2 separate regions of the Homo sapiens genome follow, and region 2 is linked to region 1. The links are chromatin loops, found by intact Hi-C in ENCODE. Cell type or tissue: ovary. All regions are shown on one strand. Each heading gives the region's core, and the rest is flanking DNA. Links, peaks and the distances in the headings are about the cores only. Region 1 overlaps LOC105373689 (a long non-coding RNA gene). Region 2 overlaps ARL6IP6 (ARF like GTPase 6 interacting protein 6).

Region 1 (16,944 bases), core at 4,937-12,936:
TTGCTGTCATTCCAGTAAACCCACAACCTTCCAGCGTGGTCATTTTGGCCATCATGAACATGTCACAGTGCTGCAGAGATTTTGTTTATGGCCAGTTTTGGGGCCAGTTTATGGCCAGATTTTGGGGGCCTGTTCCCAATAGAGGTGGGAAGATCACCTGAGCCCAGGATTTCAGGGTTACAGTGAGCTATGATTGTGCCACTGCACTGCAGCCTGGGTGAAAGAGTGAGACCCTGTTGCAAAAAAAAAAAAAGAAGTAATTTTTTATAAAGAGCAGAAAGCTGAGGATTTGCCTTTGGAAAGCATTCATTTTTATTTATTATTATTATTATTATTATTATTATTATTATTATTATTATTGAGACAAGTTCTTGCTCTGTCACCCAGGCTGGAGTGCAGTGGCGCAATCTTGGCTCACTGCACCCTCTGCCTCCCAAGTTCAAGCAATTCTTCTGCCTCAGCTTCCCATGTAGCTGGGACTACAGGCGCGGGCCACCATGCCTGTCTAATTTTTCTATATTTGGTAGAGATGGAGTTTCACCATGTTGTCCAGGCTGGTCTCAAACTCCTGACCTCAAAGTGATCTATCCGCCTCGGCCTCCGAAAGTGCTGAGATTACAGGTGTGAACCACCGCTCCCAGCCACATTCGTGTTTTAAAAAGACTCTTTTAATTCCTCCTGTTTAAAAGCAAGTATACTCAAGGATCTATAGGTATTTTTTTTCTATGTATATACTCAGTTCCTCAGTGAGTTCCTCTAATTAACAAAGTTTTTTTTCATCTTTTGTAATTAACAACATTTTTAATAGTTACCGGGAGCAGACCCTGTGTTAGAAACGAGGATACAATAATTGTTCACTGTTGCTTCATCTTAGGAAGTAATTGGGCAATTAAAAAATATTTCAGTGGCAGTCTAAAAATTGTGGTGTGCAAAGAATTTGAAAACCAGTTTACAAAAAAAAAAAAAAAAATCTAGAGGCTTGGTGGCATGCACCTGTAGCATCAGCTACTTTGGAGGATGAGGCAGAAGGATTGCTTGAGCTAGGGCAGTCAAGGCTGTAGTGAGCCATGATCATGTCACTGCACCCCAGCCTGGATGACAGAGGGAGACCCTGTCTCAAAAAGAAGCAAAAAAAAAAAAAGAAGAAGAAGAAGAAAAAGAAAAATAAAATATTTTATTTACCTTTATTTATCTTTTTTTTTTTTTTCTGGAGACAACATCTCTCTCTCTGTGTCACCTGGGCTGGAGTGCAGTGGCACAATTATACCTCATTGCAGCCTCAAACTCCTGAACTCAAGCAGTCTTCCTGCCTCAGCCTCCAAAGTAGTTGGGACTACAGGTACGCACCACTGACCCTAGCTCATTTTTTTTTTTTGTAGAGACAGGGTCTCACTATGTTGCCCAGGCTGTTTACCTTTATTGATTCCTTCTCTAATGCTCTTCGTTTTTAAAATGTTGATCCAAGTTTCTGACCTGCATCATATTCTTTCTCTCTCAAGGACTTTTAAAATTCCTTGCAACGCAAGTCTACTGGTGACAAATTCCCTCAAATTTTGTTTGCCTGAGAAAGTCTTTCGCCCTCACTGTTGAAGGATAATTTCACTGGATACAGAATTCTAGGTGAGTGGTTTTTTTTTTTCTTTCAATACCTTAAATATTTCACTTTTCTCTTCTCTTGCTTGCACAATTTCTGAAGAGAAGTCTAATGTAATTCTTATCCTTACTCCTCTGTAGGCAAATTGTGGTTTTTTTTTCTCCTTTTTGCTTCTTTCAAGATTTTCTGTCTTCAATTTTCTACAGATTGAACATGATTATGGTTAGGTGCAGATTTTTTGTTATTTATACTGTTTAGTGTACTCTGAGCTTCCTGGATCTGTGGTTTTGTATCCTTCGTTAATTTGGGGAAATTCTCAGTCATTGTTGCTTCAAATTTTCTTCTTTTCTTCTCCCTCTGGTATTTCTGTTATGTATATGTTACATCTTTTGTAATTCTCCTCCCATTTTTGGATATCTGATTTTTTCTTTTTTTCTCTGTGCATTTCGGTTTTAGAAGTTTTTTTTTTTTTTTTTTTCAGTTTTAGAAGTTTCTTGTGACATTTTTTCAGGCTCAGATTCTTTGTCTCTGAAGTTTATTGATGGAGCCCATCAAAGACATTCTTCCTTTCTGTTAGTGTTTTTTATCTCTAGCATTTCCTTTTGATTCTTTCTTAGAGTTTCTATCATTCTGCTTACACTACCCAGCTGTTCTTGCATAATGTTGATTTTTTTCCATTACAGCCCTTAACATATCAATCATAGTTAATTTAAATTCCTTGTATGATAATTCTATTATACATATTCTAATAACATTCTTGCTATACCTGATTCTGATTCTGATGTTTGCTCTGTCTTTTCAAACTGCATTTTTTGTCTTTTGTTAAGTGTTGTCTTTTTGTGAAAACAGGACAACATTTACTGGGTAAAAGGAACTGAAGCAAACAGGCCTTTAGTATGAGGTTTTATGTTTATTTGGCTAGGGATTAGGCTGTGTTTACTGCTTGCTATAGCATTAAGTGTCAAAGGCTGATTTCCTTGTTTTTGTCTCCTCTGTTGTCTTTGGGTTCTTGAGACTTAAATAAGGTCTGAGAGTAGGTCTCAATTCTTTAGTGAGCCTGTGCCTCTGCTATGAACTTCACAAGTGCTTTCTGGCCATGTGTGGTGGCTCATGCCTGTAATTTCAGCACTTTGGGAGACTGAGGTGGGAGGATCACTCGAGCTCAAGAGTTCAAGACCAGCCTGGGCAACATAGCAAGACCCTGTCTCTACAATAAATTAAAAAAAAAAAAAAGCTGGGTATGGTGGTGCACACCTGCAGTCCTAGCTACTTGGGAAGCTGAGGTGTGATGATCGCTTGAGCTAGGGAGATGAGGGCTGTAGTGAGCCGTGATCGCACCACCTACACTCCAGCCTGAGCGACACAGTGAGACCCTATCTAAAACAAAACAACCACCACCACCACAACAAAAACACAGGTGCTTTCTGTCCCTCTCCCCCTACCTACCTCCCCATCCCCAGTCTCCAGTTTTGGTGAGACAAGAAGGCTTAGGGGAAGCTAGAGTTGAGAATTTCCCTTCCACCAGCTAGGTTAGGCTCTGGTAAAACCCTAATTGCTTAGGCTCGGGTCAGATAGTTTCTCTTGAGGATGTTCTTTAAGAACATAATTCTGTGGGATTATTCAGAATAATTTCTTTTCCTCTCCCCCTTCCAGAAACACACAGTGATTTCTCTTACTGTGAACCAGATTGAATTCCTGGAGGTAAAACTCACAAAACCGTGGGGACCCTCCAATAACTAGGCCCCCATGGAGTTTTTAACTCTCAGACTTGTCTACACTGAGCCTCCAGCAATCTGTCAGTGGCAGTTCAGGTTTTCCTACCCCAGCCACTGGTCCCCAAGGACGTTTCTGCTCGTGGGTTTCCTCCAATAAATTGTGATCCTCTGTATCTATCTATCTCTCCAATTTTGAGGGCAGTAGTTTGCCCTGTGACCTTAGCTCTCTACTGGGTATAAAATGCTCCAGAAATAAACGCTTGGTGCCGTGAAGTAAAACCAGCACTCAGGCAAAAGTTTAATTCTCTCAGCAAGGCAATTTACTTCTGCAGAAGGGTGCCACTTGGGTCAATCAAGATCACAGGAGCACAGAGAACAAAGGAGACCAGGGGGTTTTTATCCTTAATGCAGTCCCTATCTCTGTGTCACTCCTCCATGGGCTGAGGTCAGACTGCACAATCTGAGCTGACCCGATTGGCTACTTGTACATATTTTCCTAAATATAGAAGGGGAGGGGGATGTGAGGTACAGAGGTGGAGCGTGTGGGATGTGCAGTTTTGGGGGAACAATTGGTACAGGTAACACGGGAACAGATGTGAGTTATTGATTAGAGCTGACGGGAAGTGGGTAGGCTGTTTACGGTAACTAGGGGCAAGGAAGAACAAGAAAGCTGAGTTTGAGAACAAAGGATAAGGAAGTTAACAGGCTAAACCCTTGAAGAGAAACTCAGAAAGATTTATTGTATCTTACATTCTCTGATGGATCTAAAAAGAGTTATTGATTTTTACTTTGTTCAGTTGTTTTCCTTGTGTGGATAGGAGTGGTGACTTCTAAGCTTCCATGCCCGATTAGAACCCAGAAATCAGCTCCCTTTCTTCTATCTCTCTCTTTTTTTTTTTTTTTTTAAGACAGGATCTCAGTCTGTCACCCAGGCTGGAGTGCAGTGTGGCACAATCTCAGCTCGCCGCAATCTCAACCTCCCGAGTTCAAGAGATGCTCCTACCTCAGCCTCCTGAGTAGCTGGCACTACAGGCATGCACCACCATGCCCTGCTAATTTTTGTGTGTGTGGTTTTTTTTGCTTTTCGTTTTTTTTGAGATGGAGTCTTGCTCGTTGCCCAGGCTGGAGTGCAGTGGCACGATCTTGGCTCACTGCAACCTCTGCCTCCCTGGCTCAAGTGATCCTCCTGCCTCAGCCTCCCAAGTAGCTGGGACTACAGGCGTATGCCATCACGCCCAGCTAATTTTTGTATTTTTAGTAAAGACAGGGTTTCACCATGTTGGACAGGCTGGTCTTGAGCTCGTAGGCTCAAGTGATCTGCCCCCCTTGGCCTCCCAAAGTGCTAGGACTGCAGGCATGCACTACCACACCCAGCCCTTTCTATCACTTTTCTATTATAAGTGCCGCAGTGTGTTAGACCAGCATACTGGAAACCTTGGAATAAACTCTGACTTTGCTCTGATTTTGCCATTTTAAAAATTTTTTAATTAAATTTTTAATTTTTTGGATTTCTTTTTTCAAATTTTGTTTTTGCTGTTTTTTCTCTTTCTTTTGGCATTGCCTCCATTATAGCACAGGCTTCCATTTCCTCCATGCCTTCCAATTTCTTCGTTTTAAAAGAGAGTGCCCAAACTTGGGAGTGAGAAGAGGCTGGAGTCTACTTCGTGCTCTGTTAACTAAGTTAAATACCCATAAGGCTGCATCCTTCCTAGACAGGGAGGCTTTTTTTCTAGTCATCGAAAGAAATCATGTGGGCTAGCCTACCCCTGCACACAACAGTCTACTTAATATCCTGAAATACCACTTTTGTAATTTTGTTCTCTTCCTTGAGAGTCTACTGGATTTTACATGCCATAAAAAGGTCAAGCTGGGGTGTCACTGTCTCTGGTAAATGACTCATTTTTCCCTATCTAACAGGCTTATTTTCTATAGCTTAAAGCTTCCGTTTTTGGAGTCACATAAAATTTCAAATCACAGCTGTGTTTGAACAAATACTTAAGTTTTAGGGACTTCAGTTTTCTTTCTTTTCTTTCTTTTTTTTTTTTTTTTGACAGAGTTTCGCTCTTGTCACCTAGGCTGGAGTGCAATGGCGTGATCTCAGCTCACTGCAACCTCTGCCTCCCGGGTTCAAGCAATTCTCCTGCCTTAGCCTCCTGAGTAGCTGGGATTACAGGCGCCCGCCACCACGCCCAGCTAACTTTTTGTATTTTTAGTAGAGACAGGGTTTCACCATGTTGGCCAGGCTGGTCTTGAACTCCTGACCTCAGGTGATCCACCTGCCTCAGCCTTCTAAAGTACTGGGATTACAGGCGTGAGCCACCGCGCCTGGCCCTTTAACTATATACGTTATTATTTATTTATTTATTTATTTTGTGTTTGGAGACAGAGTCTCAAAATATAAAACATTTAATATAAATAAAATATATTAAATTTAAAAATACTTTATTTATTTATTTATCTTTTGAGACAGTCTTATTCTGTCACCCATTCTGTCACACCCAGTGGTGTGATCTCAGCTCACTGCAGCTTTGACCTCCGGGGCTTAAGTGATCCCCCCACCTCAGACCTCCAAGTAGCTGGGACTACAGGCACATGCCACCATGCCTGGCTAATTTTTGTATTTTTTGTAGAGATGGGGTCTCACTATGTTGTCCAGCTGGTCTTGCATTCCTGGGCTCAAGCAATCTGCCCGCCTTAACCTCCCAAAGTGCTGGGATTACAGGCATGAGCCACCACACCTGACTACTATATACTTTATAAGGTTGCCGTGAAAATTAAATGGGATTATGAGAGCTTTTTGTATAGTAAATACTCAATAGCACTCACTATAGTACAATAGAACTTTTTTGCGATGATGGATGTGTTTTTTGTTCTTTGTTTTTTTTTTGTTTTTTTTTTTTTTTTTTTGAGAAGGAGTCTTGCTCTGTTGCCAGGCTGAAGGGCAGTGGTGCGATCTCAGCTCACTGCAACCTCTTCCTCCCGGATTCAAGCACTTCTCCTGCCTCAGCCTCCCGAGTAGCTGGCACTACAGGCACGCACCACCATGCCCAGCTAACTTTTTATATTTTTAGTAGAGATGGGCTTTCACCAGGTTGGCCAGGATGGTCTCGATCTCTTGGCCTTGGGATCCACCCACCTTGGCCTCCCAAAGTGCTGGGATTACAGGCATGAGCCACCGTGCCCGGCCGGATATGTTTTATATTTGCATTGCTCAATACAAATACCAACAGGCATATGTGACTGTTGATCACTTGAAATGTAACTATTGCAACTGAGGAACTTAATTTTTAATTTTATTTCATTTTAAATGCAAATACCCACATGTGGCTGCCTAGTAGCTAGTGTAATAGAGTGCTCTACACCATACTTGAAAATCAGTTCAAGGAGAAATAGGAGTGTCTTCCATCTCTGTTATTTGCTTTATGATATTTCACTTTCCAAAAATGCATGCTTACTTCTTTCACCTATCTTCATCTTTTATCTCTTTTCATTTTTCACATCTGGAAATTTAAGAATCCATTCAACAGCCCATCTTCTCCAGAAATATTCCTCAGTTGATCCCAATCTACATGTTTTTCACGTTTCTGAAACTTTTATTGAACATGGGTCAACATTGCACTGGTTAGCACTTAATATTCTTCTAACCTATCTTGTGTGATTGTTGGAACTTCCCAAGAGCACAGTATCAGGATCTCTGTGGCTTTTAATTCTGTGTCCTCCCTTTCAAGACCAATTAGCCCATTACTTAGAATACTTAAACACTGATTTGTGTCTCCCCAACACTCACATGTTGAAATCCAATTCCCAGTAAGATAGTATTTGAAAGTGGGATTTGGGGGAGGTAATTAGGTCATGAGAGTGGAATCCTCATGAATAGAATTAGTGCCCTTATAAGAAGAGGCCAGAAACCTCTCTTGCTCTCTTTACTTCATGTTAGGACACAATGAGAAGTCAGCAGTTTGCAACCAAAAGAGTGTCCTCTCTAGAATCTGACCAGGCTGACACAGCAATCTACAACTTCCAGCCTCCAGAACTGTGAGAAATAAATTGCTGTTATTTATAAGACACCCAGTCTGTGGTACTTTGTTATAGCAGCCTAACATGACTAAAACACACTGAATAACCCAATGTTTGAGTGATTACCTGTCCTTTACTTCTCTTATCCATTCCTCTTGCCTTCCAATTCCTGCTACCATTGTCTAGAAGTTGGCTGAAAGGAACAAAGAGCACCTGATCAGTTATCTAATAACATTTATTACTTTTTTATTTCCTACATTGTGTTACTTTATCTCTCTCACTCCTGCATGATGAATAAAATCATTTTTTTCAGAGGCATTACGCTTTTCACACTTTATTTAGTAAATATTGGGCACCTACCATGTCCAAAATACTAGCAGTAGGGGCAAGGGTTGATTAGAGGGGAGGCATGAAAATAACGTAATCACTGCCCTCAGTGACTCATATTCAGGCAAGGAGAAAATGATTTATAAAAGTAGTTAATGGAAGAGAATACATAGGAATAAGGGGAATTCCATGTGGAGGCCAAGTGTAGAGTAATGGTATTTTGCTTTGTACCCACTGGAAATTATATTTTAGTGCCCAGTTGAGGTAGTTAGTCCAACAAATTTGATGTTGGGAATACTTCTGATTGTAATTGAGAACTATTATCTCAAACTAAATTGTTACAAATTGGAGTTTGAATCTTTAGAAAGAAAAAAAGAGAGAGAGAAGCTATGTATAGACCATCTAGAAAAAAGTCATTTTGGAAATCAGCTTATGAAAAAGGTAATATGGGAAAGTAAAACATAAGCAGAAATGATAATAAAATTGATTGGTTAGGTGAAAAGAGTTGAAGGGAAAAAAATGTACAAATTCAGGAAATTGTGTGTACACGTGTGTATTTAAAAAAACCCAAAAACCTTCAGCTAGGCATGGTGACCTATACCTGTGGTCCTAGCTATTCTGGAGGCTGAGGTGGGAAGATCACCTGCAGGAGGTCAAGTCTGCAGTGAACTGTGATCACGCAGCTGCACTCCAGCATGGGCCATACAGCGAGACCCTGTCTCAAAAAAAAATAAAAATAAAAAAATCCCTAAACCAAAAACTTCAAGGAAGGCTATCTTAAAAGCCCATAGATCCTTAGCCAGGCATGGTGGTGCATTCTTGTAGTCTCAGCTACAGGGGAGGATCACTGAGCCCAAGAGTTTGAGCCTAGCCTGGGCTACATAGTAAGACCCCATCTATTAAAAAAAAAAAATTCCCACAGCTCCAAAGGCCTGGCTTCACAGGACTCCTAGCAGACCTGGTTCATTCTATTCAGTAACTATTTTTACTGGCAATTCAGTTCAAGAGTACTGTAACTTGTATGGATGGATCCGCTTAATTTTTACTTCATAATTTATTTAAAACTCTATTATTACTCTCTGTTCATTTTCCTTTGTCATCATCATTACCGCACTCTTCACAGTAGGTGGCAACAGTGCTTCACTCCCAGAATCGACTGAACGGCCTAGAAGTACAAAACAGAGGCAAACATTGAAACAAATTTCAGGATCCTAATTTGGCCAAAAATAAAAGCATTGCCTTATAAGGTCATGTCAGTAATATGCCATTATAATATGCCAATTATGTGCCAAATTGTTATATATTCTACATTCAGTGTTTAGTAAAAATTCATATGTTGAATAATTCATTTTGCCAGTGAATGTCAATAAACCAGGATGTGCTATCTTAAAAATTAATATTCACTTAATCTTTCTTATCATAATATAATAAATTATCTCCTTTATAGTTTAATGTAAAGGTAGGTATTTATTTCTACTTAATTTCACGCGTGCTGGTCATTCAGCAAATGTTTATTATGTCTACTATGACAAGAACTTCATTTCTGCACATGTGCAGAGAAAAGCAGTTATCTGGGTGGTGCACTAAAGACAGATATAATCCAAATTGCACAACATAAGTTGACATTTAAAACATCACTTTAAGGCAATATATGCTATAGAGTAGTAAATTTTAGTTATCCTAACATTTACCTCTTTTTTTTTTTTTTGAGATGGAGTCTTGCTCTGTCACCCAGGCTGGAGTGCAGTGGCGCTATCTCAGCTCACTGCAACCTCCACCTCCCAAGTTCAAGCGATTCTCCTGCCTCAGCCTTTGGAGTAGCTGGAATTACAGGCACATGTCATCACGTCTGGCTAATTTTTGTATTTTTAGTAGAGACAGGGTTTCACCATATCAGCCAGTCTGGTCTCGAACTCCTGACCTCATGATCTGCCCACGTCAGCCTCCCAAAGTGCTGGGATTACAGGCGCGAGCCACCGTGCCCGGCCTAAAGCTTCTTTTAAAATGGCTTATATACTAAATATATACTAAATAGACAATTTTTTAATTTTTTGGTAGAGACAACATCTCACTATGTTGTCCAGGCTGGTCTGAAACTCCTGGGCTCCAGCAATCCTCCTGTCTTGACCTCCCAAAGTGTTGGGATTACAGGTGTGAGCCACTGCATCCAGCTAATTTCAAAGAATATTAAGATCAATGTATAGATGATATATACGTAATGAGTTGCTAGGAAAAAATAGAGGACAGTGTTTTTCAACAAAGCATCTCCATGGTCTGTGGTAGAGCCAAACCTGAGATGCTGAAAGCAGATGTCACATGGAATTAAGTACATTGCTGTATTCACCTAAATATCCTGTTTGCGAATCTTAATACACAACAAAATTACTCCATTAGGACTAACCTTCAGTCATAAGATTCCATATTCCATCTTCCTTATTCCACTTACTCAAAATGAGAACAACCATTGCTTTGTAAATTCATTAGCACCTTAGTAGAATCCAGGCCCATCCCTGGTTAGAGAAATGGCAAAATGAAACCCTAAGTGTAACAAATGAATGACTTTACCACACAAATACTCAACACATGTATTCCCTGTTCTGGCTTCAGTTAGAAAATAAAATGTTTGTGATTTTTGTGTTCATAAAGGGATCTGGAGGCTTAAAAAAAAAGAAAAATGGGCCCTGCACAATGGCTAATGCCTGTAATCCCAGCACTTTGGGAAGCCAAGATGGGAGGATCATTTGAGGCCAGGAGTTCGAGACCAGCCTAGCCAACATGGTGAAAACCCGTCTCTACTAAAAATATAAAAATTAGCCAGGTGGGATGGTATGTGCCTGTAGTCCCAGCTACTGGGGTGGCTGAAGCATAAGAATCACTTGAACCCAGGAGGTTGTAGTGAGCCAAGATCATGCCACTGCACTCAAGCAACGATGTCAGAGCAAGACTGTGTCTTGAAAACAAAACGGAACAAAACAAACAAACAAGACAAATGAAAAATATATCTCTGCTTTAGCTAGTTCCCAAATACCTTTTTTCAAAAGCCTTTTGACTACATCTAATCTAACTATAATACAAATCAGGCTGTGATATTGGGCCAGAGCTAAGAAAAGGATAGTTTTAAAGTACTCCACCATAATCTGTAGTTGACACTTTTTAGTTATGACGACATGAGGTGTTAATATCTGTTTCATAATAATCTGTCCAGTACCACTCATTTAGCCAAATCAAACAACATTGAGATGGCTTTTCAGGTTTTTTTATGCAAAGATTTGCATGACATGCAAGACAATGAAAACAAAGTGTTTAGATATTTTTCACAAATTATCTTAATGTTCTTAAGACATGCAAAGAGAGTGGAACACAGAAGAGGCTCTTCAGAGCATTTAACTTTTTTTTTTTTTTTGAGACAGGCTCTTGCTCTGTCACCAGGACTGGAGCGCAGTGACGCGATCATGGGTCACTGCAGCCTCAACCTCCTGGGCTCAAGCAGTCCTCCCACCTCAGCTTCCTGTGTGTCTGGGACTACTGGCATGTGCCACCATGGCTGGTCAATTAATTTTAAACTTTTTTTTGTGTGTGTGTGGAGATACGTTCTCACTGTGTTGCTCAGGCTGGTTTTGGAACTCCTAGGCTCAAGTGATCCTCCTGCCTTGGCCTCCCAAAGTCCTGGGATTACAGGTGTGTGCCCGGCCTGATTTTTTAAGCAACACAATCAAGTATAAATGATTTCGAATCACTGGAAACAATATGACTCAAAGGACTTTGAAGCTATAATTTTACAGACATGTATACAAGGTCTACAATAATCAGAGCCTTGTGTCTGTTTTACCCTTCCCACAACTCAAAGGAAAGTTGAGGAAAGATCTCAGGAGATGTGCAGGAGCCAGTAGAAATGTGATCTGAGGAACAAGTGCAGACTCTTGCTGAGAAGTAGAGGCAAGGGCAGCACCAAAGAAGCAAAAGTAGGCATCTGTCTAGTCCAGAGGGAAAGACTACAGAAAGAAGACTGGTCAACAAGTCAAGAGCAAGGAGACAAAGAGCAGGCTGGCAAACTAGTATGAGACAAGACAGGGCAAGAAACTAGAGGCTTTTTCCGGAGGGATGCTGCAGGTTTATACACCTGCAGAGAGTAAAGACAGACACTCTGGAAGATAAGAATAGCATCAAACAGTATAAAATGAGGTTGCTGATCTTAAGAAATGGACACTATAGTTGGAGAGACAGGGTTTACACCAATGGAAAGAGAAATAACACCGAACAATAATTCAAGTGGTGTTGCAAAACCTTGTATGATTAGTTAAATACCAAATTATTAGTCAGGGAAGGCTTCAAAGTAGAGAGGAGCTTTGAGTTCAGTCTTTGATGAATGAGAAGAGTTCAAAGAGGTAAAACAAATACGGGGATTAACAGAGTTAATAAAAGGAAGGGGTTCGAAATATATCTGGTATAAGATCAACTAAATGAAATAAAGCATGAAGACAAGATTAGAAAAAAAAGAATGAAAAGGAATGAACAAAGCCTCCAAGAAATATGGGACTATGTGAAAAGACCTAACCTCAGTGATGGGGAGAATGGAACCAAGTTGGAAAACACTCTTCAGGATATTATCCAGGAGAACTTCCCCAACTTAGCAAGACAGACCAACATTCAAATTCAGGAAATACAGAGAACACCACAAAGATACTCCTCGAGAAGAGCAACCCCAAGACACACAATCGTCAGATTCACCAAGGTTGAAATGGAGGAAAAAATGTTAAGGGCAGCCAGAGAGAAAGGTCAGGTTACCCACAAAGGGAAGCCTGTCAAACTAACAGTGGATCTCTTAGCAGAAACCCTGCAAGCCAGAAGATAGTGGGGGCCAATATTCAACCTTCTTTTTTTTTTTTGAGGCGGAGGCTCACCCTGTCACCCAGGCTGTAGTACAGTGGCGTGATCTCAGCTCACTGAACCTCCACCTCCTGGGTTCAAGCGATTCTTCTGCCTCAGCCTCCCGAGTAGCTGGGACTACAGGCACGCAACACCCTGCCTGGCTAATTTTTCTATTTTTAGTAGAGACGGGGTTTCACCATATTGGCCAGACTGGTCTCGAGCTCCTGACTTCGTGATCCACCTGCCTCAGCCTCCCAAAGTACTGGGATTACAGGTGTGAGCCACCACGCTCAGCCTCAACATTCTTAAAGAAAAGAATTTTCAACCCAGAATTTCATATCCAGCCAGACTAAGCTTCATAAGCGAAGGAGAAATAAAATCATTTACAGACAAGCAAATGCTGAGATATTTTGTCACCACCAGGCCAGCCTTACAAGAGCTCTGAAGGAAGCACTAAATATGGAAAGGAAAAACTGGTACCAGCCACTACAAAAACATACCAAATTGTAAAGACCATCGACACTATGAAGAAACTGCATCAACTAATGGGCAAAATAACCAGCTAGCATTATAATGACAGGATCAAATTCACACATAACAATATTAACCTTAAATGTAAATGGGCTTAATGCCCCAATTAAAAGACATGGACTGGCAAACTAGATAGAGTCAAGACCAACTGGTATGCTGTATTCAGGAGACCCATCTCATGTGCAAAGACACACATAGGCTCAAAATAAAGGATGGAGGAATATTTACCAAGCAAATGGAAAGTTAAAAAAAGCAGAGGTTGCAATCCTAGTCTCTGATAAAACAGACCTTAAACCAACAAAGATCAAAAAAGACAAAGAAGGGCATTACATAATGGTAAAGGGATCAACGCAACAAGAAGAGCTAACTATCCTAAATATATATGCACCCAATACAGGAGCACCCAGATTCATAAAGTGAGTTATTAGAGACCTACAAAGAGACTTAGACTCCCACACAATAATAGTGGGAGACTTTAACACCCACTGTCAATATTAGACAGACCAACAAGACAGAAAATTAACAAAGATATTCAGAAATTGAACTCAGTTCTGGACCAAGCGGACCTAATAGACATCTACAGAACTCTCCACCCCAAATCAACAGAATATACATTCTCAGCACCACACCGCACTTATTCTAAAATTGACCACATAATTGGAAGGAAAACACTCCTCAGCAAATGCAGAAGAACTGAAATCATAACAGTCTCTCAGACCACAGCGCAATCAAATTAGAACTCAGGATTAAGAAACTCACTCAAAACCTCACAACTACATGGAAACTGAACAACCTGCTCCTGAATGTCTACTGGGTAACTGAAGAAATTAAGGCAGAAATAAGTTCTTTGAAGCCAATGAGAACAAAGACGCAACATACCAGAATCTCGAGTACACAGCTAAAGCAGTGTTTAGAGGGAAATTTATGGCACTAAATGCCCACAAGAGAAAGTGGAAAAGATCTAAAATTGACACCCTAACATCACAATTAAAAGAACTAGAGAAGCAAGAGCGAACAAATTCAAAAGCTAGCAGAAGACAAGAAATAACTAAGATCAGAGCAGAACTGAAGGAGATAGAGACAAAAAAAAAAAAACCTTCAAAAAATCAATGTATACAGGAGCTGGGTTTTTGAAAAGATTAACAAAATAGATAGACCACTAGCCAGACTAATAAAGAAGAAAAGAGAGAAGAATCAAATAGACACAATAAAAAATGATAAAGGGGATATCACCACTGATCCCAAAGAAATACAAACAACCATCAGAGAATATTATAAACACCTCTATCCAAATAAACTAGAAAATCTAGAAGAAATGGATAAATTCCTGGACACCTACACCCTCCAAATACTAAACCAGGAAGAAGTTGAATCCATGAATAGATCAATAACAAGTTCTGAAATTGAGGCAGTAATTAATAGCCTACCAGCCAAAAAAAGCCCGGGACCAGACGGATTCACACCCGAATTCTACCAGAGGTACGAAGAGGAGCTGGTACTATTCCTTCTGAAACTGTTCCAAACAATAGAAAAAGAGTGACTCCTCCCTAACTCATTTTATGAGGCCAGCATCATCCTGATACCAAAAACTGGCAGAGACACAACAAAAAAAGAAAATTTCAGGTCAATATCCCTGATGAACATCGATGCGAAAATCCTCAATAAAATACTGGTAAACCAAATCCAGCAGCACATCAAAAAGCTTATCCACCACGATCAAGTCAACTTCATCTCTGGGATGCAAGGTTGGTTCAACACGCACAAATCAATAAGCATAATCCATCACATAAACAGAACCAATGACAAAAACCACATGATTATCTCAATAGATGCAGGAAAGGCCTTCAACAAAATTCAACAGCACTTCATGCTAAAAACTCTCAATAAACTAGGTATTGATGGAATGTATCTCAAAATAATAACAGCTATTTATGACAAACCCACAGCCAATATCATACTGAATGAGCAAAAGCTAGAAGCATTCCCTTTGAAAACCGGCACAAGACAAGGATGCCCTCTCTCACCACTCCTATTCAACGTAGTATTGGAAGTTCTGGCCAGGGCATTCGGGTGAGAGAAAGAAATAAAGGGTATTCAAATAGGAAGAGAGGAAGTCAAATTGTCTCTGTTTGCAGATGACATGATTGTATATTTAGAAAACCCCATTGTCTCAGCCCAAAAACTCCTTAAGCTGATAAGCAACTTCAGCAAAGTCTCAGGATACAAAATCAATGTGCAAAAATCACAAGCATTCCTATACACCAATAATCGACAAACAGAGCCAAATCATGAGTGAACTCCAATTCACAATTGCTAAAAAGGGAATAAGATACCTAGGAATATAACTTACAAGGGATATGAAGGATCTTTTCAAGGAGAACTACAAACCACTGCTCAAGGAAATAAGAGAGGACACAAACAAATGGAAAAACATTCCATGCTCATGGATAAGAAGAATCAATATCATGAAAATGGCCATACTGCCCAAAGTAATTTATAGATTCAATGCTATCCTCATCAAGCTACCACTGACTTTCTTCACAGAATTAGAAAAAACTACTTTAAATTTCATATGGAACCAAAAAAGAACCCATATAGCCAAGACAATCCTAAGCAAAAAGACCAAAGCTGGAGGCATAACACTACCTGACTTCAAACTATACTACAAGGCTACAGAAACCAAAACAGCATGGTACTGGTACCAAAACAGATATATAAACCAATGGAACAGAACAGAGGCCTCAGAAATAATGCCACACATCTACAACCATCTGATCTTAGACAAACCTTACAAAAACAAGCAATAGGGAAAGGATTCCCTATTTAATAAATGGTGTTGGGAAAACAGGCTAACCATATTCAGAAAACTGAAACTGGGCCCCTGACTTACACTTTATACAAAACTTAACTCAAGATGGATTAAGGACTTAAACGTGAGACTTAAAAACATAAAAACCCTAGAAGAAAACCTAGACAATACCATTCAGGACATAGACATGGGCAAAGATTTCATGATTGAAACACCAAAAGCAATAGCAACAAAAACCAAAATTGACAAATGGAATCTAATTAAACTAAGGAGCTTTTGCACAGCAAAAGAAACTGTCATCAGAGTGAACAGGCAACCTACTGAATGGGAGAAAATTTTTGCAATCTATTCATCTGACAAAGGGCTAATATCCAGAATCTACAAAGAACTTAAACAAATTTACAAGAAAAAAACAAACAACCCCATCAAAAAGTGGGCAAAGGATATGAACAGACACTTCTCAAAAGAAGACATTTATGTGGCCAACAAACATATGAATCATAAAAAAGCTCATCATCACTGGTCATTAGAGAAATGCAAACAAAACCACAATGAGACACCATCTCATGCCAGTTAGAATGTCCATCATTAAAAAGTCAGGAAACAACAGATGCTGGAGAGGATGTGGAGAAATAGGAATGCTTTTACACTGTTGGTGGGAGTGTAAATTAGTTCAACCATTGTGGAACACAGTGTGGCAATTCCTCAAGGATCTAGAACCACAAATACCATTTGACCCAGCAATTCCATTACTGGGTATATACCCAAAGGATTATAAATCATTCTATAAAGACACATGCACACATATGTTTATTGCAGCACTCTTCACAATAGCAAAGACTTGGAACCAATCCAAATGCCCATCAATCATAGACTGGATAAAGAAAATGTGGCACACATACACCATGAAATACTATGCAGCCATGAAAAAGGATGAGTTCATGTCCTTTGCAGGGACATGGATGAAGCTGGAGACCATCATTTTCAGCAAACTAACACAGGAACAGAAAACCAAACACTGCATGTTCTCACTCATAAGTGGGAGTTGAACAATGAGAACACATGGACACAGGGAGGGGAAT
Region 2 (16,944 bases), core at 6,108-14,107, 550 kb after region 1:
GAAGTAAGTACTTAGATTGTGGAATAGTAATTTTGGAAAAACTCAAGAATATTCTTGTATTAAATTTGACAGGTACCCTATTAAAGCACTCAAGTGAAAAAGTTCAACAGGCTTTAGAAAGCCTCACATTTGATTATTTTTATGTTACTTTGTGTCTTTCCTCACTTATCTAGAAGTTTCATCGTTCTATAGCAGTCCCCAAACACTTTATTTTTCTTAACTATCATCTTTGTTCTGGAGAAGTATGTTAAACTTTGAGTAAACTTGTCAATTATTTTCTCCCCTCTTTAGACATAGTCATCTAAATAATAGCAAATAACAGCTATTTGGCAGTATAGCAACCCCTAAGTTGTAGTTGTAGACTAAATCTTATAATTTTTTTTTTTTACCCTCTATCCTGATAGATTGGTAGGAAGGTTATTCTAAGGTTCTGTTCACCCAATTCCAGGTTGGGTTGAGGTGCTAGAGGTGGATACTGTGCCAGGATATTGGGGTGAAGGTGCAGACTAATCCTCAAGACATTTGCTATAGTGAGTATTGAAGTATCTTTTATTGTGGTCAGGATGGTGTTTCAGATGTGGCAACTTCCAGCCACATGACCATGTGGTGTTTCTATGCCAGGCTTAGGGCAGAGGCATCTGCAGGCTTGGCTCTGTACTTACCTACCAAGATACTGTACACAGCTATACTCCCTGTGTGGTTTTGCATGGGCTTTTCTAGATGCTTTTGTCAGGAAGCCCCAGTAGCACTACTCCCTTTCCCCATTTACACACATAAGTGCAAACATGCATACAACCTACTTTATTTAAACTAAGGAAATCTTTCTCACTTGTCGATAAGCCCCTCACTCTCTCCCTGTTCCACACAAACATTTTATCTGTACTCCAATCAACTCATTGTCTTTGCTGTGCATTCAAGACATATTGTGTTTATCCACACTCCTATCCCTGATTATATCTGTACACTGGTTTCTGTAAATATTGTGCAATGTAAAGTAGAAAAACAGGCTATTTCTTCTTTCTGCTTTGCCACATCCCTCTTCTGGAGAAATGAACACAGAGCCCATTAGCTCTTTAACAGGTGGGAGATGGGAGGAGGGAACTATCAGGAGATATAATTTACCACACTTTCTATTAATAATTCTTCTGAGTCTGTACTTTAACAGTTTTTTCAGTCTGTTACTGAGCTTCACAAGATTTACAAACAGTCCATTGCATGTACTTTTTACCTGCTTCTTGCTAAAATAAGACTGGTGGATAATTTGTATAGTCAGGAAATTTGATAATTCGTAAGTCATCTGCTAGGGTTCTCAACTCTTCCTGTATTCTTGAGGCATGGAACACACTCTCAGAAACCTGTTTTAAAGACGCAGTTTAAAAATGAGTCCACAAAGATTCTGATACGACCTCCTTGCTGCTCCTCTGTTCAAAAAGTACTACCTGACTGAATTTTTTTATTTTTTACAAATTTACTTAGTTCTATTTTGAATAGGTAGAATAGTCATATGGGTCAAAATTCAAAAAGTGTAAAAGAGTATAGACTGAAAAGGCTTACTCTTTTCTCCCAACCACTCTTTCCTCCCTCCTCAGAGAACCAATGTTAAATTCTTACATCCTTCCAGAAATTTTTTAAAATATCTAAGTACAATATACATTTCTTCATATATACAACATATGTATATATGTATGTGTATAATACATATTTTCCCCTTATTTATACAAATGCATAGAGCTGTTCTGAACTTTCAGTTTTTCAGCTCACCAGTATATTTTCAGGATCTTTCCATATCAGTACCTAAAGAGCTTCCTCATTCATTTTTATAGCTGCATAGTATTCTATTGTATGGATGTACTTAATTAACCAATCCTTTACCTTCATTACTGATAATTTAGGTTGTTTTCAATCTATGTTATTATGAACAAAGCTACAGAGAACAATCTTGTATATACATCATTTTATACAGGTTTGTATAATATACAAAGGTATATATATATAAAATTGTATATTATAATATACAGAGATATATTGTCCTAAAGACATATAAAGTTACTGGAGTAAAGAACATATATGTGCATCATTTTAACAGATACTGCCAAACTGCTCTCCATAGAAATTAAAACAATTTACTCTCCAAAACAGCCATGCATGAAGAGTTTCTGTTTATTCACAGCCTCAGCATCAGAGAATGTTATCCAACTTTTTGATTTTTGTCAGTTGATGAAAAAATGATACCTAATTTCTCTGATTATTAATGGTATTGAATTGAGCATCTGTTCATGTTTTAACATTTGTAGTTTTTATTCTGCAATTGCATTTAACTTTATATTTGGATTTTGGATTGCTGGTCTTTTTTTTTATTGGCTTCTAGGAATTATCTGTATTAGCAGGAAATTTTCCCTTATGCTGTAAGTTGCAAAGGTATGTTTTATTTAAAAATTTTTTGTCATTCAATTTGACATTTTATTTTGCTATGCATATATAGTAATATGTGTGTTTACCTATATACAGTTGTCCCTCAGTATCCATGAGGAATTGGTTCCAGGACCCCCTCTGGATACCAAAATCTGGATCCTCAAGTCCTTTATATGAAATTGGATAGTATTTGTATATGACCTATGCACATCCTCCCATTTACTCTCTCTAATACCTAATATAATGTAAATGTTATGTAAATAGTTGTTATACTGTATTGGTTTTGATTGGCATTATTTTTATTGTTGTATTGTTACTTTTTTTTTTTCCAAATATTTTTCATCCAAGGTTGGTTGAATTCCAGATACGGAACTTGTGGATAGGAAGGGCTGACTGTATATAGTTGAAATTCTGTGTCTTATATGAGTCTTGAATTTTTGTATCATGGTTAGAAAGGTCTTTATCTCTCCAAGGCTATAAATGACTTTTCCAGTTTTTCCAATGATTGCTTCTACAACTTTATATTTAGATTATTTGGTACGTTTTAGAATTTAGTCTGGTATAGGGTATCTGGTATGGATCTAACTTCTTTTCCTTTTTGTAAGTGGTCACCCCATTGAATTAGTAACATTTTTTATTAATCTATTTGGGCCTTCTTCCGAATCTTGTGTTCTGCTTCGTTCTGTTGTTTGTTTGTTTGTTTGTTTTTGAGAAAGAGTCTCACTCTGTCACCCAGGCTGGAGTGCAGTGGTGCTGTCTTTGCTCACTGTAACCTATGCCTCTGGATTCAAGTGATTCTCCTGCCTCAGTCTCCCAAGTAGCTGGGATTACAGTCATGCACCACCATGCCCAGCTAATTTTTGTATTTTTAGTAGAGGTGGTTTCACCGTGTTGGCCAGATTGGTCTCAAACTCTTGGCCTCAAGTAATCCTCTTGCTTCAGCCTCCCAAAGTGCTGGGATTACTGGCATGAGCCACCACGCCCGGCCCTGTCGTCTATTTGTATATCAGTACACACCGTTTTAGGTATTCAGTTCCTATACTATTTCAATATTTGGTTGGACTAGTCTCTATTTTTGCTTATTATTTCATGTCAATTTTAGAATTAACTATTATTCTTCCAAGAAAAATATGCTTACATTTTCCATCTGAATTCTGATGTTACCTCCTTAAAGTGGTAACATCTTATTTATTCAAAATAGTTATCACAATATATAGTTATCTTGTTAATTTACTTACATGTTTTATTATCTTCCTATCCCACTAGAATTACTTCATGAAGACAGCAATCTTTTTTATTTTGCTCATCCCTATATCCCCATTACCTAGCACAATAACCAACACATAGTAGCCCCTCAATATAGATTGAGTGGGTGAATAAGTGAGTTAATTTATAAAATTTTTGAAAACTTGACATCAAAATAAAGCTGTACTTCTTACTAAAGGGAGTTGACCACTTAAATATCAGTATTTCCTGTCTTCCTATAACCACAAGAAGAAGTCATTATCCTTTTATTATTATTAATGGGTTATGAATAGTATCCAAAAACCTTTAAATTAGCTTACTCCTTTCTTTTCCCTTTATGCCTCCTATTCTTCTCAACCGTTTTTCCTTAAGTCCATTATAATATTGTTCTTTTGACTTGACTTCTGTGAGAAAATACAGTTCCAAACTCAGTGCGAATAAAATCTAAGGTCCCACACATTTGTAAATCAGGAGTCAACTTTTGTTCATATACTGAGCAAGGTTAAAGAATCAGAATAGGTTTATAATGTTCATAAGAAAACTGTAAAGAGGGGATACCCCCAAATTGAGGCAAGTTTCAAAAGTGCATGGCGTGGAATGAAAGGAATCACTTAGTACTAAATAATAAAGATAGCAAGGTATGATTTATGAAATTAAATGAAAAATCTGATGAACTTTTTTTCTTTTTCGAAGCGGGGTTTCACTCTGTCTCCCAGGCTGGAGTGCAGTGGTGCAATCTAGGCACACTGCAACCTCAAACTCCTGGCCCCAAACCATCCTCCCACCTCAGTCTCCCAAAACACTGTGATTGCAGGCATGAGCCACCTTGTCTGGCCTCAAGACATCTTAAGAGTCTTGTGAAATGTTTTGACCATGTTTTCTGTAGTTGAATTTTATAAAACTGAAGATGTTATGTTCTTGTTGAATTTACCCTTTTTTCCCACGTATTATCATTTAATTAAAATATTCAATGATATGACTTCTAGTTGTGCTTTAGTAATGTACACTTATTTCTACATAAGTTAGCTTGCAATAAGTTCAAATCTCTTAAAATATCAGATCCATATAATTTAGAAGATGAGAAATATACATGATCTGAACATGAGAGTACTGGTTTAATTTAAATTGTTTTGGTGTTAATAATGTACTTTTTCCCCTCTCTTTTCCTGTTAAGGATTCTGGACTCTACTTATAATATCCCTAACTGCTGGATTCTCCTGTTGCAGCTTTTCTTGGACAGTGACTTACTTTGATTCTTTTGAACCAGGAATGTTTCCTCCTACTCCTCTTTCACCTGCCAGGTTCAAGTAAGTATTCCTGTTTCCTGTTTCTTTTTTAAATGCATTTCAACTCTTGAAAATACTAAAATACTCAGAAGCAAGAGGCTGATCGTGAGGTATGTTGAGGTTTCAGTCTTTATAAAGCACTAATAACAGGACTTTTCAGCTTGTAGGCTCAGCCTTTAGATACATGAGAATAATATTTAAAATTCTATATCTAGATAATGCTTTTTTTTCTAAAAACTGAAATTCAGGGGCTTATTTCACAAGTAAGAACCTTTGATGGCTATTTGTCCTTTTGGAATAGAATTTGATTTAAAACAGTTTATAAAGGCAAAATTAATACCAACAATTTGAAAGTTTTACTAGGTTCACACATGGTCAGACTTACAAGAACATAATAATTGGATTGGACTTTTCCTTAGGATTTTAACTTTGTGTAATAATTAGCAAACATTTATGGTACCCAATTTATATGTCTAGACCAGATTGGATGCTTTTCGTAGTGGAACAGTATTAAATTTCTTTGGTCTATATTTTCCATGTTTCAGAGAATTTTAGAAAATTCAGTAGTGTTCTAACCTAGTTTATTCATGCCAGGAAAGTTCCAATTTTAAATATAAATTCCGAAATAAGAACATCTAAGATCTCTAGTTTATTCTGGAAATTTGGGGAGGACATGAAGACAAGAAACTAAATTATATTAAATTTATGTATGTTATTCTAATACTTACTATTGTTACTACCAGGTCTAGCCTACCTCATGGACAGGTTGTAGAGATAAAAACATTTACTTGAGAGACTTTATAAAATCAAAATTGTGCTAGTATAGTTATTAATAATCATTGGTACTACTGGCCTTCATTATTAGTAAACTCCCAATTTTTTTTGTCTCATATCTTTTAAAATTTTGGCTCGACTTCAAATGAAATGTGAATTTGTATATATGTGTATTATGTATATGTATACATTTTTAGTGTTTTAATCCCTATGTGTATATGAAATGTAAGTCATATGCTTTCCAATAAATTTTAGTTATGTGTTTTTGAGGTGGATAAACAATAATCTAAATTGACTAAGAGTTAAGCCTAACATTACAATGCCATCCCGTAGTTTACATGGGTACCACTCAATTAGAAGTTTACTTTAATAACAGGTATAAGTCTAGGGTAATGAGACTCGTTTCAAAAAAATCACCAAAAAAGTAATCGTATTTTTTCCTTTTATTTATATCTCACTTCCCTGAATTCTAGCCACACATTTCTTGCTGTTTAATAGACCTTGCTACCCAGATTTCAGAAAGCATTTTGCACTTAGAGTGATTAAAACTCTGTCTTTGCTTTGAAGCCATCAATATCCACCCATTTCACTCACCAGAGCTTGAAATTCTTATTCATTGTATTTGTCTATTCACCAAGTCCAGTCCTTCCTGACTTTTTAAATGTCATTAGAATGCTTCCTGTTTGCATTTTCACTGTTTTTGTACTATTTAAGGCTAGTGTACTTGACTTCTTGGCCTTCTGTCCTCTAAGTTCTCACTCTTCTAATTCACTCTATATACAGTCAGCCCTCTGTATCCATGGGCTCCACATCCTTGAATTCAGCCAACCATGGATAAAAAATATTTGGGAAAAAAATTACAATACAACAATAAAAAGTAATACAAATAAAAAACAGTATAGACAACTATTTACACAGCATTTACTTTATATTAGGCATTATAAGTAATCTAGAGATGATTTAAAGTATAGGGGAGGATGTGCATACGTTATAGGCTAATACCATGCCATTTTATATAAGGGACTTGAACATTCATGGATTTTGGTGTTTGTGGGAATCCTGGAACCAATCTCCCAGTGGATACCAAGGTGCAACTGAACTGCTGTCTTTCCATTAACAAAAAGAGATACAGTCACAGCCCTCTATTGGTTAAAAGCCTTCAGTAGCTTTCCTGTTGCCTTCAGAATAAAGTCCAACTCTTAAGTATAGCAGAACAGTCCTTCCCCAAATGACCCTACCCTACTTTTCCAACCTCAGCTATTTCCCTACTGCACCCTATATTGTAGTCACATACCAGATTAGCTTGACATCCCCCTCATAAACTATGCAATTTTGAGAAGTCATGATTTTACTCTTGCTGTTCTCTCTCCCTGGATTATCATTTTCCCTTTCATGTTGTCTTTTACCACTGTCACGATTCATTAACCTTATAAGTGTAAGAAGCCTCTGGGGTTAGAGAAGGTTTTAGTATTCTGTTAAAGATCTGCTATTCTGAGGGCATTTAACTAATTTTAAAAAAAATTATCTTTGCATTTTGTATTAAATTAGAATCAATTTAATAAAGGGCCTCAATTTTCCATGTATTTATTAATGTATTAGTCTGTTCTCATGCTGTCTAATAAACACATACCCAAGACTGGGTAATTTATAAAGGAAAGAGTTTTAATTGACTCACAGTTCCACATGGCTGGGGAGGCCTCACAATTATGGTAGAAGGCCAAGGAGGAACAAAGGCACATCTTATATGATGGCAGGCAAGAGACTGTGCAGGGGAACTGCTCTTTATAAAACTGTCAGATCTTGTGAAACTCACTCACTATTATGAGAACAGCAGCATGGGGGTAACCACCCCCATAATTTAATTACCTCCCACACGGTCCCTCCCACAACACATGGGAATTATGGGAACTGCAATTCAAGATGAGATTTGGGTGGGGCACAGCCAAACCATGTCATTCTGCCCCTGACCTCTCCCAAATCTCATGTCCTCACCTTTCAAAACCAATCATGCCTTCCCAACAGTCCCCCAAATTTCAGCATTAACTCATAAGTCCACAGTCCCAGGTCTCATCTGAGACAAGGAAAGTCCCTTCTGCCTATGAGCCTGTAAAATTAAAAGCAGGTTAATTACTTCCAAGATAACAATGGCGGTACAAGCACTGTAAATACACCCATTCCAAATGGGATAAATTGGCCAAAACAAAGGGGCTACAGGCCCATGCAAGTCCGAAATTCAGTAGGGCAGTCAAATCTTAAAGCTCCAAAATGATCTCCTTTGACTCCGTATCTCACATCCAGGTCACACTGATGAAAGAGGTGGGTTTCCATGATGTTGGGCAGCTCTGCCCCTGTGGCTTTGCAGGGTACAGCCTCCCTCCTGGCTGCTTTCACAGGCTGGCATTGAGAGTCTGCAGCTTTTCCAGGCACATAGTGCAAGCTGTCAGTGGATCTACTGTTCTGATGGCCCTCTTCTCACAGCTCCACTAGGTAGTTCCCCCGTGGGGACTTTGTGTGGGGGCTCCCACCCCACATTTCCCTTCTGCACTGCCCTAGCAGAGAGGTTCTCCATGAGGGCTCCACCCCTATAGCACACCTCTACCTGAACATCTAGGCGTTTCCATACATCCTCTGAAATCTAGGTGGAAGTTGCCAGACCTCAGTTCTTGACTTCTGTGCACCTGCAGTCCCAACACCACATGTAAGCCACCAAGGCTTGGGGTTTGCACCCTCTGAAGCAACAGTGTACATTGACCCCTTTTAGCCACGCCTGGGACACAGGGTACCAAGTCCTGAGACTGCACAAAGCAGCAAGGCCCATGAAACCATTTTTTTCTCATAGGCCTCCCAGCTTGTGATGGGAGAGGCTGCTGGGAAGACCTCTGACATGCCCTGGAGACATTTTCCCCATTGTCTTGGCAATTAACATTTGGCTCCTCATTATTTCTGCAAATTGCTACAGCTGGCTTGAATTTTGCCTCAGAAAATTGTTTTTTCTTTTCTGTCACATAGTCAGGCTGCAAATTTTCTGAGCTTTTATGCTTTTCTTCCCTTTTAAACATAAGTTCCAATTCCAAACCATGTTTTTGTGAATGAATAAAACTGAATGCTTTTTTTTTTTTGGGAGATGGAGTCTTGCTCTGTCACCCAGGCTGGAGTGCAGTGGCGTGATCTTGGCTCACTGCAAGCTCCGCCTCCTGGGTTCATGCCATTCTCCTGCCTCAGCCTCCTGAGTAGCTGGGACTACAGGCGCCCACCACCACGCCCGGCTAATTTTTTTTTGTATTTTTAGTAGAGACGGGGTTTCACCATGTTAGCCAGGATGGTCTCGATCTCCTGACCTCGTGATCCGCCCACCTTGGCCTCCCAAAGTACTGGGATTACAGGCGTGAGCCACCGCACCCAGCCAAAACTGAATGCTTTTAAGAGCACCCAAGTCAACTCTTGAGTGCTTTGCTGCTTAGAAATTTATTCCACCAGATACCCTAAATCATCTCTCTCAAGTTCGAAGTTCCACAGATCTCTAGAGCAGGGGCAGAATGCTCCCAGTCTCTTTGCTAAAGCATAGCAAAAATCACCTTTGCTGCTCCAGTTCCCAATAAGTTCCTCATCTCTGTTGGAGACCACCTCAACCTGGACTTCATTGTCCATATCAAGATCGGCATTTTGGTCAAAGCCATTCAGCAAGTCTCTAGGAAGTTGCAAACTTTCCCACATTTTCCTGTCTTCTTCTGCACCCTCCAAACTATTTCAACCTCTCCCTGTTACCTAGTTCCAAAGTTACTCCCACATTTTCAGGTATGTTTACAGCAGCAACCCGCTCTACCGGTACCAATTTACTGTATTAATCTGTTCTCACACTGTTAATAAAGATATACCTGAGACTGGGTAATTTATAAAGGAAAGAGGTTTAATTGACTCACAGTTCCACATGGCAGGGGAGGCCTAACAATCATGGCAAAAGGCAAAGGAGGAGCAAAGGCACATCTTACATGGCAGCAGGCAAGAGAGCATGTGCAGAGGAACTGCCCTTTATAAAACCATCAGGTCTCAAGAGACTCACACACTATTAGTGGAACAGCCACATGGGGGTAACCACCCCCATGATTCAATTACCTCCCACCAGGTCCCTCCCATGACGTGGGGATTATGAGAACTGCAATTCAGGATGAGATTTGGGTGGGGACACAGTCAAACCATATCAATTAGTAATTAGCATTTTTTGTTTTTGGGTTTTTTGAGACAAGGTCTGGTTTGGTTCTGTTATCCAGGCTGGAGTGCAGTGGCATGATCTTGGCTCAGTGCAACCTCCACCTCCCAGGCTCAAGTGATCCTCCTGCCTCCACCCTCTAATAAGCTGGGACTGTAGGTGTGTCAGCATGTCAAATAATTTTTTTATTTTTTGTAGAGACAGGATTTTGCCATGTGCCCAGGCTGGTCCCAAAACCCTGAGTTCAAGCAGCCTGCCCACCTTGGCCTCTCAAAGTGCTGGGATTACAGGCATGAGCCACTGCACCCAGCCTAGTGATCCAGTTTTAATATGAAATGGTGTCATATTAGAGCCTTAGATTATGTACTTATTAATAAATCTAAAAATGGTTTTGAAATGTATATAAAATATATGTTGTGTATGCACAAATGAATACAAAATATAAAATATAAAATATACACATTCATTTCTATACATACAAAATTTAGATGTGTATATATATTTGTGTATGTGTATATATTTGTATATAAATAGAATATATACACATTATAAATGTGTATAAATACAAAATAATGCATATATATATTATGTAGTCCTAGCTACTGGGAGGCTGAGGCAAAAGGATTGCTTGAGCCCAGGAGTTTATTATACAAAATAATGTGTATATACATTTTGTATTTGTACAAAATAATGTGTACATGTATACAAATATAAATGATATATATACCCAAATATAAGTGAAATATTTACACACACACACAAATACAAATGAAGTTGTTTTATAGTCAAAACCCTGCCCTCTAGTGTTTATGGAAAATATGCCGTTATTTCAGAAATGTCAGATTAAGTATATTCTCTATGTCACCAGTAGAGTGAGTCCTTGTACAGGGAAACAACTTCTCCACATTTTGAGAAAGTTGAAATCTTCAGACTTTTATTTTCTTCAAAATCAAATTGATATATTTTATCAATATGCGACATCATACTTTTATAAAAATATCTTTGTGACAGGTTATGTATTTTATCACCTAAAATAAGCAATAATATTAATGTAAGCATTTTTCCTAATTATATAAAAGTAATTCAGATTCTTTATTGAAAATTCCAAAAAAGAAAAAGAAAAATGGAAATAATCAAGGAAAATTACTGCTGACATTTTAACATATATTTTTCCATTCTTTATGCATATTTTAAAAATTGAAATTGGGATCACAATGTATATACTTTTTTGTAAGAGAGTAAAATAAATCATATATAACTGGTTTGTTAAAATAGTAGTCTTTTGCTATCTCTGCAGACTTAAGTACCTGGGTTTTTTTTTTTTTAACAGAATAGTTGAAGTGGGAAAACCATTTGAGAAGACCATATTTACTGTGACTATCAATTGTGTTTCCTTAGAAACAAACCCCTCAGAGGAAGAAAAAAAGTAACATTTATTACTGTTTAGTAAATATTAGGTGACATATTTAATGAAATCATCAGTTTGGGTCAATAATTCATAAGAAGAGGTTGAGATTAGAAATAAAAGCATTTTCCTTTATTCAAATTTTTTATGTTTACTGTTATATATTAGATAAATCTTAGCAATTTTCACTTTTACGTAAGCACAAGATGTTTAGGAAATACAAGATAGAGAACTTTGCAAGATATATTTCCAGATAGGTACTTAATGGACTTCAACAGGCATATTTTTTGGAAAGATGGTTCCATGTATTTGTAAACTTCGCTAAGTCAAAAGGTATAGTGCAATATCACATATATAAACTTGTCAATTAGTAAGCTATCCTTTTCTTTGTGTATTTAATCCAGTAGACTGGATGGAAAGTCTTGTTTTGGTTGTTATTAAAGGTTTGTTAACAGTGTTAAAGAACAAGAGGCAGAGGCAGTAAGTTTAGATTTTTTGGAATATCTAAATAGGCATTCCCATGTTTCACTATGTTATAATTCATTATCCTGCTTCTTCTACACTACCTACTCAACATCTCCAGTTCATTTCTCATCACTTTTCCCTGTTCATTGTCTGGGTTTTGTGAGTGATTTCCAAGAGACAAATGTAACAGTGTATATATAGTCAGTATTTTAACATTTTGGTTATCAGCTTTAATTATAGTTTTCAGGAGTTAATGCATCTAACTATGTTACCTACCCGTGGAAAAATACTGCATGCAAAGAAAAGCTAGAACTCTAAAGATAATCGTGGGCTGGGCATGGTGGCTTATGCCTGTAATCGCAGCACTTTGGGAGGCCAAGGTGGGAGGATGGCTTGAGCCTAGAAGTTTGAGACCATCCTAGTCAACATAGTGAGATGCTGCCTCTACAAAAAATTTTAAAAAGTATCCAGGTGTGGTGAAATGAGCCTGTATTCCTAGCCACTGGGAGGCTGAGGCAGAAGGATTGTTTGATCCCAGGAGTTGAAGGCTGCAGTGAGCTATTATATCGTGCCACTGCATTCCAGCCTCAGTGACAGAGCAAGATACGCTCTTTAAAAAAAAAAAAAAAAAAAAAAAGAACTTTGGGGTTCATTCTAGGCTTGGCCATTGGCAGCAGAACTTTAAAGTCCTCTTGATTGGGAAAATGTTAGTTATGGATACCAGCTGTGCCTTACAGTACATTTTCCTGAACAAGTCTACCTTTTAAGCTAATATTCTAGGATTTCTAGGGATGTCTTAAGAGAGTCCTATTAAACATTATGGGGGAACTAATGCCCTCCTAAGCCACCCATCTCGTAGGTGTTACTATTAGTCTGGTGTTTCCATTTTTTAATAGATGAAGAAACCAAGTCTCAGAAGTTTAAGCCACTTGCACAAAGTCAAGTAATTTGCAAGTAACATAGTTTGCAACTGACTGTTTATTTTTATTCACCATACTAGCTAACTTACCTCCTCTGCATTATGAAATTCATCATCAATAGGAGGAATTTCACTAATTGAAACAGCATCATTTTATTGACAATTAACAGGCACTCTGAGCTTTTGCTATGTGGCAGTTTTGCCCCCACAGTATTGCTAAATCAAAAGACTTTCTCTGTCTTTTCCATTGTTTTCTCCTAGTACCTGTATTCCACTTTAAGACTGCACTCCACGGTTCACATCACCTATGCTCAAGCTTCATCTAGTGGTGAAAGTATGTAGCTGCAGGTTAATAGTTATTCAGTGTGCTAGAAATAAAAACCACTCTGATAATAAATGTCACATCTAGGATAGAAATGTTACTCTATAGTAATAAGCTTAGTGGAAAAATGATAACATGAGTGATGGGTCGTATTGCTGACATGAAAAAATGTTCACTATTTAGATCAAACGTCAAATTTAACAGCATATACTCAAATAACCTTCACAGTAGGACATTAACATTGTAGGAATGTAAAACAACCTGGGGATTCCAAAATAAGTCATTCTTGGCAAGTAAAGTTGGTTTATTAATTTTAAGTCTAGTTAATTTGTATAACCTAAGCATACAGAGTAAAGTGGCAAGCGCCCCTAGCATGTAATGATTTCCGTAGCTGAAATCATTGTGAAGGGAGTTACTATGCCAAGGAAGCTCCTTAATAGGACTATTATTTTATGCTAAAGATATCCATAGATATTTATTTCCAAGGAGGAAAAAAAATCAATGCTTGTATTTAAAGTTGTGAGGATAGTTCAACTATATAAATGGAAATAAAGTACTGCTGGAAATTTCAAATTGCAAGCTTATGCTGATCAAAGGTATATAAAAGTAAGATTTCTGGTGAATTGGATATCTGAATCCAAAGCTTGGATTGTTGAATCATCCAGTGAGAAACTGATTTTAAATAATTTTCTCTCTGTTTTGAGAAATGCTATAGAAATAGCATGTCTTGCAGTCACAGCATTGTAGTTTTTGGAGCATGTCTCAGTTCTTAAATCTTCAGTTGACTTCTATGCTAAGAGATTTCTTATCCTGAATCTTACAAGTGAACATGAGTCTTTTTGAGGCATAGATTGAATTGTTTTGAAAAGAAATCTCCACCTTGAGTATAACTCTGTTCAGTTTAATGACCTCGAACATCTATGTTTATGCTAAAAATATTTTTGAAAGGCATGATTTAAAATTTTCCTAGATAGCTTTTAAAAGAGACCAAAACCTTCAAAGTCATCTCACAGATAGTCATTTTGAATTACCAGAAGTCAAACAAAATTATTATATTTTTATCATAACTAGACTCAGTTTTAAGCTACAGTATTCTTCAGGTGTCCTTTGAATAATTACATTTGTGCATTTCCTAGGCAGATTGGAAGACACAGTTGAATGTCTATTTTATAGAAGTCAGCATGAATTTACTCTTACATTTTTAGAGAAATTTGAAGTTTGGTATCTTCTCTTTAGATATATTATTGGTTGTATTTATGGCTTATTTGATATAGGGTTCATGGCCAAAATGCAGGGAAACTTCAGTTATTAGTGTTATATCATGATTTCTAGGCATATGCCAAGGTAAAGAGTGGTGTCTTTTTTTCACAAATGCCTGCTAAAATATAATCTATGAGATTAGATTGGGAATTTGCATTATTTCACAGTTAATATACAAATCAGCGGGTATCTGCTACCTTCCTCATGCTATCAATCTTTATTGTCTGATCACTATGAATTATCCATCTTTCCATTTCTTCTTCTTCCAACCACAAATAACATTTGATAAATATCCAGACACTCAATTTTAGAAAACATGCTTTTAATTTAATTTTTATTTAATGTAACATTATTTATATGCATCCTTGTTTAAAAAAATTGTATTGCCTTACAATGCAATCTGGAATCTGCAAAATAAATTGTAAGTGAGAAAGAAAAGGGAACAAGTTAATTTTAGTTTGAATTAATTTTTGGTAAATTGTTTTTAGTAACTATTTTAGAGAGTAACATGATCTATTACTCTTTTACATGTGTTACTTCCTATGTAAAGCGTTCTGTATGTAATTAGATGCTAACATTTGTGTGTGAGAGTGTGTTGTTAACTGTAGTAGGGAGCAGCAGATAGTAAAATACTTTGACATGTGAATTTCCTGGAACATTCAGGATTCAGTATTGGCATCCTGTATTATAATGTTACTTTTCTATTCAACATTAGTTTGGGTCTTTAAAATATTGTTATTAGGGTTTTTCTCTGACGTCTTCACATTGAGGGTTAGGAAGATAGAGAACAAATAAAACAGTTGAATCATAATATGCAATTCAAGAAAAGGGAACAAGTTGATTTTTGTTTGAATTGCTTGAAATTTGAAATTTCCAGCAGCACTCAGTTTTCTTTAATACAGTTAGCCTATCCTCATAACTAAATACAAGCACTGATTTTCCCTCCTTGGAAATAAGTATATGTGGACATCTTTAGCATAAAATAATATACGAGTGTTACAGGTTCTTAACTTGGGCATATATATAAGCCTTGGAGGTCAAAAACAGTGGGTTAGTTAGTATTCAAATTAGAAATTTCTTTTCCATGCAGACTAGATTTAACATTGAGCACAGTGAATTGACTCTACTACTCTTTGATACAGATTTTGGAGAGCTGCCTCTTTGTCGAATCAGATTCTTTATTGCCATGAACTAATGAAACAGATGTCAGATGGCTAATTGCAGTAGGAGAGAAAAGCTACTGACAAAAGAGATGGTTCAGGAACTTGGCCTTGATATTTGAGTATCATGAAATCTCATTATCTGGGGACTATTCAGAGCCATCAATTACAGTGCTGTCACTATTAATGAATATATTGATGGCATTGCACCGCGGCTTCTTGAAGTAAAGGGTTAAAGTACATGCATATTGTGTAAGATATATTTCATTACTGTTCTGAATGGAGATATGCATAGATATAACAAAATCCTCTAGGAAATTGTATTAACTATTGGTTTTATTGTTTCCATAAAGTGATACAGCTAATGAGTGCTTGCTTTGTACCTTTTTTTTTTTTTTTTTTTTTTTTTTTTTTTTTAAAGACAGGTTCTCACTTTGTTGCCCAGGCTAGATAGCAGTGGCATGATCTTGGGTGACTGCAACCTTTGCCTTCTGGGCTGAAGCGATCCTCCCACCTCAGACTGCTGAGTAGCTGGGACCACAGACATGCGCCACCACATCTGGCTAATCTGGCTAATTTTTGTATTTTTTATAGAGACGGGGTTTTGCCATGTTGCCCTAGCTGGTCTCGAACTCCTGGGTTCAAGTGATCCACCTGCCTCGGCCTCCCAAAGTGCTGGGATTACAGGCATGAGCCACCTTGCCCAGCTGCTCTTGCTTGTGCTATTTACAGTGTTATATATGAGTAGCTGAAGAGGGACAAGTGTCCATATGCCCAGAGCAATACTGACAAGAAATACTTGAGAGACAGTGCTTGCCAATTTTGTACTTGGAACCCTTTTTGTTTGTTTAACAACCTATAAATTACCAGAGGCAGCCTGATATAATTAAAAAGGGTCTTGAAGTCAGGAGAGGTAGCTTCCAAATCCAACCTACCCTAGCAGAAGGACATTTGAGCAAGTCAGTTAGTATATCCAAGCTATAACTTCCTCATCTCTAAAATGGAGTAAAAATAATGGTACCCTCATAGGCAGTAAGTGTAAGTTTACTAAAGCAACAGATACGTCAGATGATAAAGCAGACATAGTGTCAGAGGTTTTCTTTTCTTAAGGTTTTTTGAGCTGGAAGTCTGACCATGGCCTGCCACAAGTTGCCAGTTATCTTTTCTTGGATAATTGTTATTTATCCTGAGATTTTATCCTTTCTTTTTTTTTTTTTTTTTTTTTTTTGAGGTCTTGCTTTGTTGCCCCAGGCCGAAGTGCAGAGTGGCACAATCATGGCTCACTGCAGCCTCAACTGCCTGGGCTCAAACAACCCTCCTGCCTCCGCCTCCCAAATTGCTGGGACTACAGGCGAGTGCTGCTATGCCTGGCTAAATTTTTTATTTTTATTTTGTAGAGATAGGGTCTCACTAAGTTGCCCAGGACAGTCTTGAACTCCTGAGCTCAAGCAATCCTCCTGGCCTAGTCTCCCAAGGCACTGGGATTACA

Evidence for each region. A loop is a pair of places that touch in the nucleus more often than their neighbours do. Peaks named below come from ENCODE experiments on the same cell type or tissue, not always from the same donor. Only the 100,000 strongest peaks of a DNase experiment are listed, where the experiment ranks them.
Region 2: it touches region 1 in a loop (7-fold over the local background); 2 of 110 quality-filtered maps call a loop at or near these places.

What each region holds. Positions count from the first base shown.
Region 1 is chr2:152,181,306-152,198,249 of GRCh38, forward strand. LOC105373689 (a long non-coding RNA gene) reads left to right here. Exons shown (of 3, transcript XR_923477.3): 2 at 1,500-1,620; 3 at 9,365-9,382. Among named protein-coding and RNA genes, the nearest start is that of STAM2, 14 kb to the left of the region's middle. In ovary, for the core only: a CTCF peak has its summit at 8,777 (motif pointing right); no DNase peak of the experiment used is centred there.
Region 2 is chr2:152,730,163-152,747,106 of GRCh38, forward strand. It overlaps ARL6IP6 (ARF like GTPase 6 interacting protein 6), which reads left to right. Exons shown (of 4, transcript NM_152522.7): 3 at 4,832-4,964. Among named protein-coding and RNA genes, the nearest start is that of ARL6IP6, 20 kb to the left of the region's middle. In ovary, for the core only: CTCF peaks have their summits at 10,742 (motif pointing left) and 13,111; no DNase peak of the experiment used is centred there.